Linked DNA regions of Mus musculus: region 1 is linked to region 2. The links are chromatin loops, found by intact Hi-C in ENCODE. Cell type or tissue: left cerebral cortex. All regions are shown on one strand. Links, peaks and the distances in the headings refer to the core of each region. The heading gives the core; the rest is flanking DNA.

The links. Hi-C counts contacts between places; a loop is a spot of excess contacts. Peaks named below come from ENCODE experiments on the same cell type or tissue, not always from the same donor. Only the 100,000 strongest peaks of a DNase experiment are listed, where the experiment ranks them.
Region 1: a loop joins it to region 2, with 2.1 times the contacts of the local background. A loop is called at or near these places in 6 of 42 quality-filtered maps.

The regions. Positions count from the first base shown.
Region 1 is chr12:90,902,259-90,906,658 of GRCm38, reverse strand. No RefSeq gene overlaps it. Among named protein-coding and RNA genes, the nearest start is that of Gm23195, 89 kb to the right of the region's middle. In left cerebral cortex, for the core only: a CTCF peak has its summit at 2,498; DNase peaks (open chromatin) are centred at 2,559 and 2,935.
Region 2 is chr12:90,564,120-90,568,519 of GRCm38, reverse strand. No RefSeq gene overlaps it. Among named protein-coding and RNA genes, the nearest start is that of Gm40538, 160 kb to the right of the region's middle. In left cerebral cortex, for the core only: a CTCF peak has its summit at 1,992 (motif pointing left); DNase peaks (open chromatin) are centred at 1,981 and 3,741.

The DNA.
Region 1 (4,400 bases), core at 297-4,296, 340 kb before region 2:
AATAGGAGATGACCGAGGTGGACAGTCTTGCTATCCCTACATTAATGTCTATGCACCTCACAAAATACATTTGGAAAATGCTGCCAGACACACATTTTTTTTTTCAGAATAAATACTAGAGAGTGCAGTTTTTCAGCCACGAAAGATTTTGAATTGTGCTGTAGATTAGCCAGAAGTTACAAAAGCTCTTCCCGAGTCAGCGAAATAGTGAAATGAAGTTTCCCGGAGTTGGTTTAGCCCTGGCGGGTAACACAATAACTCAGGAATTGTCGATTCAATCCATTGAGAGGACAGGACAAATGTTTGCATTCGGTTTTCGTATTTGCTCAGGGTACCCAAGGACTCACTGTAATTAATAACACATTGTTGGATTTGGAGAATCGCTTTTATCTCAGGATCCTGTGATCGTAGAGAAGAGACATCACTGCAAGCCCTAAACAGCCTAAAGTTTGACCTATAATTTTTACTTTTCTACAAACACCTGTCTGGAGGGAGTGTGTGTCACATTGGGCCAGGACTGGGATTGTCTTATCTCTACTGACTCTTTGCTGTCTTTGTGCATGCTTTGTGCTTGCTTTCTGCCAATGTATATATATGTATATATATATATATATATTAACATATTCACTTTACATCCCACTCACTGTTCCCTGCACCCCCTGGGGGGCACATCAAGTCTCTGCAGGATTAGTCTCTCTGAAGTCAGAGAAGGCAGCCATGTGCTACATATGTGTCTGGGGCAGCTAAGGGAGAGAGGTACCTGGGTGAAAGAGAGGAGTGGGAGGGGAATAGGAGAGTAGGATCAGGTATAGGGAGAGACAGGAAAGAGGTCCAGAGGGGCAGAAGAATGAATGGAAATCTGCATTCGCTTTTTGCTGCTTCCACCTGCCTCCTGCTCCTGCTCTTTGACTTCTCCGCCATGATGAAATAGACCCTCAATAGTGAGCCAAGATAAACGCTGTCTTTTCATTGTTTCTGTCAGTTGTCTGGCTGTAGCAACTACAAAGGTAATCAGTACATGGGGTTTCTGTCTCCATCAGATGTTAGGTAGAGCCTCTCCTAGGATAGCCATGCAAGATTCCTGTCTGTAGCCCAACATAGCATCAGTCATAGTGTCAGGGATTGGTGGCTGCCCATGGGATGAATCCCAAGTTGGGCCAGTTATTGGTCAGTTGACACCAGCTAGCTTGCTTTCTTAGTTATTCAGCCCAGGACTCCACTCTATGGACTGATGTTATCTACAGTTACAGGCTAGGGCATGCTTTCCTACTTTCGTTCACCTAAGCTAGAACATCTCTCTCACATGTACCCAAAGGTTTGTTTCCACGGCGATTCTAAATCCCACCAAGTCGACAGCTGCTCAAGGCCAATCATTAAAGCTTGGGCCTTCAGAAGGTAACTTCATTTAGATGTAGACTTTTAAAAATGGTAATCAAATCAAAGTGAGGTCATGGGTGTGGGACCTTATCTGAGTGGTGAGGTAAGAACAGGAAATTCCACTCTAGGTATATATAGAGGCAAGGTGACTCAGAGACAAAGATCTCTTTTGGACCTAATTTCAAACCTAATTGACTAATTGACAGGCTTGAAACAGAAGCATCCCTCATGCCATTAACACCTCAAGGCATCCCCACCTTGGAACCTCATCCTTCAGAAGACTAAGGGAACTGAACTGTCTTTCAAGACATTCATACTGGGGCACTTAATTATTGAAAGCCTAGTAAACTAACGCAGGGCTGTATGCAAAGATTACAGGACTCCTTAGGGAGAAGTAGAAATGAGTATTTGTTGAAGGGAATGAAATAAAGATGCATACATTTATTTTATTTCCCTTGTCTGTTTTTCCATTTAGCTGCGTGTGTGTGTCTCTGTGTGTATGTTATATACATGTATGTATGTATGCATGGTGGCATATATGCCAACACACATGTGAATAGAGGCTTGAGATTTAGTGTTGGAAATCATCCCCACTAACAAGCTTGCTTTAGGGATGCCCTGTCTCTACCTTCTGAGGCCAGAGTTACAGGTGGAATAGCATCCCTACCCAGCATTCACATGGGTCCTAGGGATCCAAACTCTGGTGTCAGCAAAGCCAGCCCTTTGACCACCAAGCTGTCTTCCCAGCTCCGTCTTTTTTTTTGATTCTTTCATAATCAGGACTGTAATATCGTGAGGTGAGCATTGCCTTTATTATGTTGAAGACTCTGGAGAGAGACCTGCAGTGACTTGCATAAAATCTAAGAACTGACGGTAGAGTTGATTTCAACCCATGTCTCATCTACTAATCCTTTGTATCTTCCCTTTGCATCATTAAGGAGGGAAGCACACACACGTAACCCAGGCCCCACCCTTGTCATACGCATGTAGTGACTCCAGTGAAGACATATTTGCCAATGTAGGAGCAGGATTAAGCCCAAGGAAGCTTTGATCTGAAATTAATCCTAACCTCTTGACAATGGCTCTGTTAACAATCTGTGAGTCACTTTGGCTTCTCACTAGGGGGTGCTGCAGCCCATGACCTCACCAACATGCAATAAGACAGGAGCACTCCGACTCAAAGCTGCTTCTCGTACATAGATCATGACACTTTTCATTCCTGACGTTCATATATTTCTACTTCTAATTGAGAAGGGGGTTTTCAAATGCACCAAAGCGGGGGAATTGTTCATAATGATATGGTTAGATGTGTGTTTTAGTCATTGTGCAGATTGATGCAGTAGATGTGTGTTATAATCTATATAAAAGGACATGCAGTTCCTTCTCCAAGGGGCAGGACATACTTTGATATCTTCAGAGAGCAGACAATTAACTCGTGGTTGGATGCATAGGAACTTACTTCATACTCTGTAGCTTCAGTTTTTTCTAGTGATTGCTTCACTCTGGAAAGAGGCATGCGACTGCATTCTGTCCTACTTTTTCCATTTATGAGCCAGAAATAAAATGTGGGACACTTTACTTCAAAGGCACCCAGAAGATGAATGAGGTAGTGTCCTTAAAATACTCTGTGGTTATTGAAGAGGTAGCGTTAAATCCTTTCTGTAAATAGTACGGGAGGGACGAGGCCCACCACTTGACTTTGACCTGTCAGTGTGTGCTCGAATCTCTTCATCCCACTTGGTCACAGGCTATTCTCAAGAATGTTTATTGCTGTTTTCCTTAGTGAGATAAAAGGATAACCACTGGATGGAAATTCCCATTTGGGGACTGGATAAATGGATGCGTTTCAATTTTACATTGGAGAGGAGAAGTCTTCTTTTCTCCTGCCCTCTAGAAGTCTTTTGTCTCTGTTTTTCTCCAAGCATATAAATGGTTTGCCGTGGTAACATTGTGGCAACGTTTCTGCATGGTCTCTTTATTCATGGCCAACAGGAAAGGTTTCCACTGTACTTTGTATTCAAACTGTTTTCCAGATGGGTTTAGCAAGGCACACTGGGTGGTGCACTGGACAGTTCAGGTTAAATTAGAGTTTGGAAGTTTGAAGTCTTCTGCAGATTGAATTATGTCCTTAAAGTCTTATGCTGGAAGTAAATTCCCCAATGTGTCTATATTTAGGGAGCAGCCCTATAAGCTGGTAATTAAGGTCACATGAGGTCACAAGGATGAGGCCCTGATTTGATAGAAATAGTGCCCTAATTGGAAAAGACATCAGAGCTTTCTGTCATATTCATGCTCTCTCTCCTTCTCTACTATATACCGAGACGGCCGTCTTCTATAACCCAGAAGAGTGGTCTCTGTAACCATCCTATCCTGATGGAGACCTCATACCCTACAGAAAACAGATGCCCATTGTCAAAGATGTCAAGTTTATGTGTGGTGTTTTGCTATGACAGGCTGATCAGATTACTTCATAATTCTTACCTTTGAGTGACAAGCGAGAGATAGCGTGGTTTCTCTATGCACATAATGCAGTTTTAGGTTTTGTGGTTCATAGTCTGCCTTAATTTCTTTTCTTGTTGTCCTGATCAAATACTCTGATGGGAACGACTTAAGGAGGAAGCACTTATTTTAGCTCACTGTTCATGGTACAGCCCATCCTGACAGGAAAGTCAAGATATCAAGAGCTGGAGGGAGCTGGTCATATGATCACAGTCAGAAGAAGAGAGCAATAAGTAGATGCACGCTTTAGCTTCCTTTATCCATTTCACATAGTCCAGGATCCCAGGCAATGAAGGCAGCCACATACAGTAGGTAGGCCTTTGAAATTAATTAGTGTAATCAGGAGAAGATCTTACAAGCATGCCCAGAGTCCCTCTTCCAGGTGAGTCTAGATTCTGTCAAGCTGACAATTACTAGCAGTGACCACATATTTTCTGTTGCAACTACTCACGTCTACCATTTTGACTTAAAAGCAGTCATAGTGTGTATGAAACATGAAATGAGTTAGGTTGCAACAAACTTTA
Region 2 (4,400 bases), core at 334-4,333:
AAGGAAAACTATGTTGACATTTTTATTGTCTCCTAAAAAAGACAATGTAAGGGTTGTTTGTTTGTTTTTCCATCTTCTTTTTAATTCACTATATTCTTTTCTGTAATTATCTTTTTTTACACCTCTGACAATGTGGCATAGAGAACACATATGTTGGAACACTGCTAATTAAGATTCCGATTTCATTGTTTACTGAATGTATGACTTTGAGGCATTCCCATAGGCTCATGACGCCTCAGTTGCAAAGTCTGTCATTGGAACATATTAAGGAAATCAAGGTGCCCAGGAGTTAATTTATATCTTTCTTCTTCTTTCTCACTGTACTTAACTATGCTCTCATGTCAGCTGTGTAGACCTCTTTTTCTTCCACATACTCAATGTTGATTAAAATCCCAGTCATCATTTGAGTTCAACACTTTCATCTATGGCTCCTCCCATCAATGCCCATTACAAATAATTATTTTACCTCTCTGTGCTCCAACCGCATGCACATTGAACATCCAATTACAGCGAAACATGAAAGTCACATGACTCGGTTAATCATTTGAACCCCTCCAATGCAAACTTCTTGGCAGAGGGACCATTGTGTTTTCTATACTCTTCAAGTAGCAACAGCAAGAAATCTGAACATTTCAGAAAACTATGTAAATCAAGTAAAGGATTCTCCATCACAGCTTGGGTGTGGTCCATATCACTAGGTGTTCACACAGGGTATTCATGATGTAACATTAAAAATGACTGTGAAAAAAATCAAGTTAGGCCTCAAACAATACTGGATAAAAAGAGTTAAAACCACATATGATATATATCTCCAAGATATTCCCGAAAACAATTCTGACCATAAACACAGTCTGCCTTGTGTGTTACCTTTAAAGGGAAATGTGAAACATGTTCTCTTTGTATTCGTTCTGACAGCTTTTCTCTTTGGTAAGCTACACTAGCCTCTTGAGGTGCTGCATTCTATTATACCTGGAACATAACACATGTATAATGAATATTTAACAAAATTAAAATTGAAATTGGATAAATGGAAATAAAACGGCAAGATGAATAAGGCAAGGAGAAGTCAGCAGGGATCTTGGAATGTGGTGGGCTCTTTGAGCAGCGACAGTCAATCTTTATTAAACACTTTCCACATGTTGTTACATTTAATCCTAGGTCCTGTCTGATGAGAACAGTTAGGACTTGCATCTTGCAAAAAAAGAGAAGAAACCAAGGTTGAGGGTAAATTTGAGTCATTTGCCTGAGGTTACCCCTGAGGCAAGAGACAGAGACAGCACTAACTGTCACCTTAAATTGCATCTAGATTGAAGGAGACTCTCCTACATCAGTTTCCAAAAGCTCTCTCTGCACCTTCATCTCCCTGCACAGTAGACAGGAGAGTTCTTCCTGTACAATGACATGACAATCAGCAATAGTTATTTTCTGTGTTCATTAAAGTAAATTAAGGAATGAAGACACTGGCCTATTGAAGCTTAACAATCAGTCCGGATGGGACACAATTACTCTCTTCACAAATGTAAGAAAAATAAATCAGTTTCCATAGGAATAAGCCACGTCCAAAGGCATGGATAGGACCCTGCTTAGGTTTGCCTGGCTTTGCCTGGCTCCCTTTGTTCTCAATAGAAAAAGCTTGGGAAGAATCCGTGAAGATCTTGCTCTATTTCCCCATGAAATCAAGTGGTTCTTTTCTTAAACACAACCTTCTCCCCACTTCCATTTTTTTTTTTTTCATAATTGACACACGTCAATGCTTAAAAGCAGGGAGACCTCAACAATGAATGTTTTTGACAATGACATTTCTAGTGGAATTGGCATGGTATTCAGCTTCCCATGACATCAGAACAGGTACAGAGAGTATTCCTTGCGAAGGGAACTAGGAGTGTCTTGCCCAGAGAAAGACATGAGAAGACTAAGAGAACCTGAACCTTTTGAAAATAACTTGTTAGACAGAGGGTTTTTTGCCCAGGAAATCGTTGGCCTGGGCTGCTCTCTAGTGGTAGGCAGTGTTCACTGTCAGAATTTCTTGTACAAAGGCTCCAAGCTGAGAGGCAAGAAGAAAAAAAAAATTCAAGCTTTTCTTGGACACCAGCAGATGAGCTACAAATGAATGTGTGTGTGTGTGTGTGTGTGTGTGTGTGTGTGTGTGTGTGTGTGTGTGCGCGCGCGCATGCACATGCATAGACACACATACACATACACACACAAACATGTAAATACATTGGCACATACCTGAGGCAAAGCACAGGGTGACAACTTTTAGGAAGAAATGAGAACAGAGGAAGAAGGATAGTGTCTTTTGTAGGATCTAGAGAAAAGTTGGAGGGGGTAAAAAGACTCTTTGTGAAGCCTCAGATATGAATCTGCTATGTGTTCATATTCCATAGGCATTGAGAGTAACCACAGGGAAGATGAATCTTCCTCATTGATGACTACTTGAAAACCAGTTTAAAAGCCCAGTGTGTGTGTGTGTGTGTGTGTGTGTGTGTGCATACCAGTTTATGTGTATTTTGGGGTACATGATCCATGTGCATGTGGTCAGGAGTAACTTTCAGGAGTTGGTTATTTCCTTCTACCATGTGGGTCCTTGGGAAGGGACTCAGGTCATCAAACTCAGTAACCAGTGCCTTTACCTGCTGAGCCACCTAACCAGCCCCCATCTACTTTTAGGTAACAGTCATTTTTATATCATAGGTATGTTGAATAAAGAGCTTCTCATGTTGCTTGTACATCCCTATAGGTAATGCAGAAGAAGAGAGAAGATGTCCATCTTGTGCTGACACTGTCTCTCTTTCTGTGAGGCCATCACTTCTCTGTCTTGGTCCTGATTTTTTCCTAGACTATGTGCATAATTTAACTTAAATTTTGAATTACATACACATTTCAATCAAAGATAAAACTAAAACGAGTTTAGGATTTTTCACTGTGTGGGCACCCTAGTTTATACCTTTTTGTGTGCACATAATAATTTTCTGTGAAAAATTATGTGGCATATTTGCTGTTCTGGGTCTTAGTTAATGTGTCTATAAAATTTTGACATCAATGTATGGAGTTTGCAAGACTGATTGATAATCTTTCTTTTTACTTCTGCTATACCCTGAGCCTTTTGATTCACCAGAGATTCATGAGAAAAAAAAAAAAAAAGAACAAATGTCCTGGGTTATGTTAGATAGCAGCTGAAGCTTGGACAGCTAAACAGCAATTCATACACAGAGAGAAGCTCAAAATAGAAGGACACCGGGCAAGTGGCATATTGGTGGCCAGCAGGTAGCTCCTCTCAGAAGGAGGCAGTAAGATCATCATCCTCTGCAGAGTAAAGTTCAGAGACTTGATGAGCCAGCGTAGGAGATACCCAGGGGCCTTCCACCCTCTCAGAATACAGGGGGAGGGGGAAGAATTATTGGATGGGGTGACCAGGAGGAGGAGCAGTGAGAAGTATGCAAAATGAAAAAAAATAAAACGAGAGAGGGGAAAGCCTCTTTATGCTCCATCTTCCAGATTTTCTTTTCTTAATAGCGTTCTCACGCCCGGCCAGGAAGAACACAACAGACCAGAATCTTCTGCGGCAAAACTTTATTGCTTACATCTTCAGGAGCTAGGAGCGCAAAACCCCCAGCCCCAAAAGCGAAAGCCCCTTCTATTTACATCTTTAGGAGCCAGAGCTCCGGCGCGCCAAAGCGCAGAGCGCGCTCTATTGTTTACATCTTTTGGCAGCGAGAGAGCGCAGGGGCGCAGAGCCAGAGAGATGCCAGCGAGAGAGAGAATGGCGGAAACCCCGTCCCCTTTAAGGAGGAGTTATCCTTCGCTTAGGATGCATCACTCCCTGATTGGCTGCAGCCCATGGCCGAGCTGACGTTCACGGGAAAGGCAGAGTACAAGTAGTCGTAAAATACCCTTGGCACATGCGCAGATTATTTGTTTACCACTTAGAACACAGGATGTCAGCGCCATCTTGTGACGGCGAATGTGGGGGCGGCTCCCAACATTCTTTCTTCATACTTACATCTCCATATGTAAAGAGTTAATTATATGGGTAATTGGAGCAGAACCCCACCGTCACCACCCCAGCACCTACACATGCCTCAGTTATCTTCTGCCTCAGGCAGAAGTAGAGCTCAAATTCAGATGATAAGATGAAGATGATAAGATGATAAGGGTCTGGGTTCTTCTGAGACCAACCGCAGGAAGCTTTCACTATGCTACCACAGCACTCTGCTGAGAGAGCACCATCGTGACTTGACATTCTAACGGGTCATCCATGGAGCAAAAATATTCCCTGTCATTTAAAAATGAGCAGGATAAAGAAAGGCAATGGGTGGCTCATGTCAAAAAGGGTTATGGAGTATAAGAGAAAAATGTTGATAAATATGCCCAGGGAGAAGAAGAGCAAGGAGAAATGA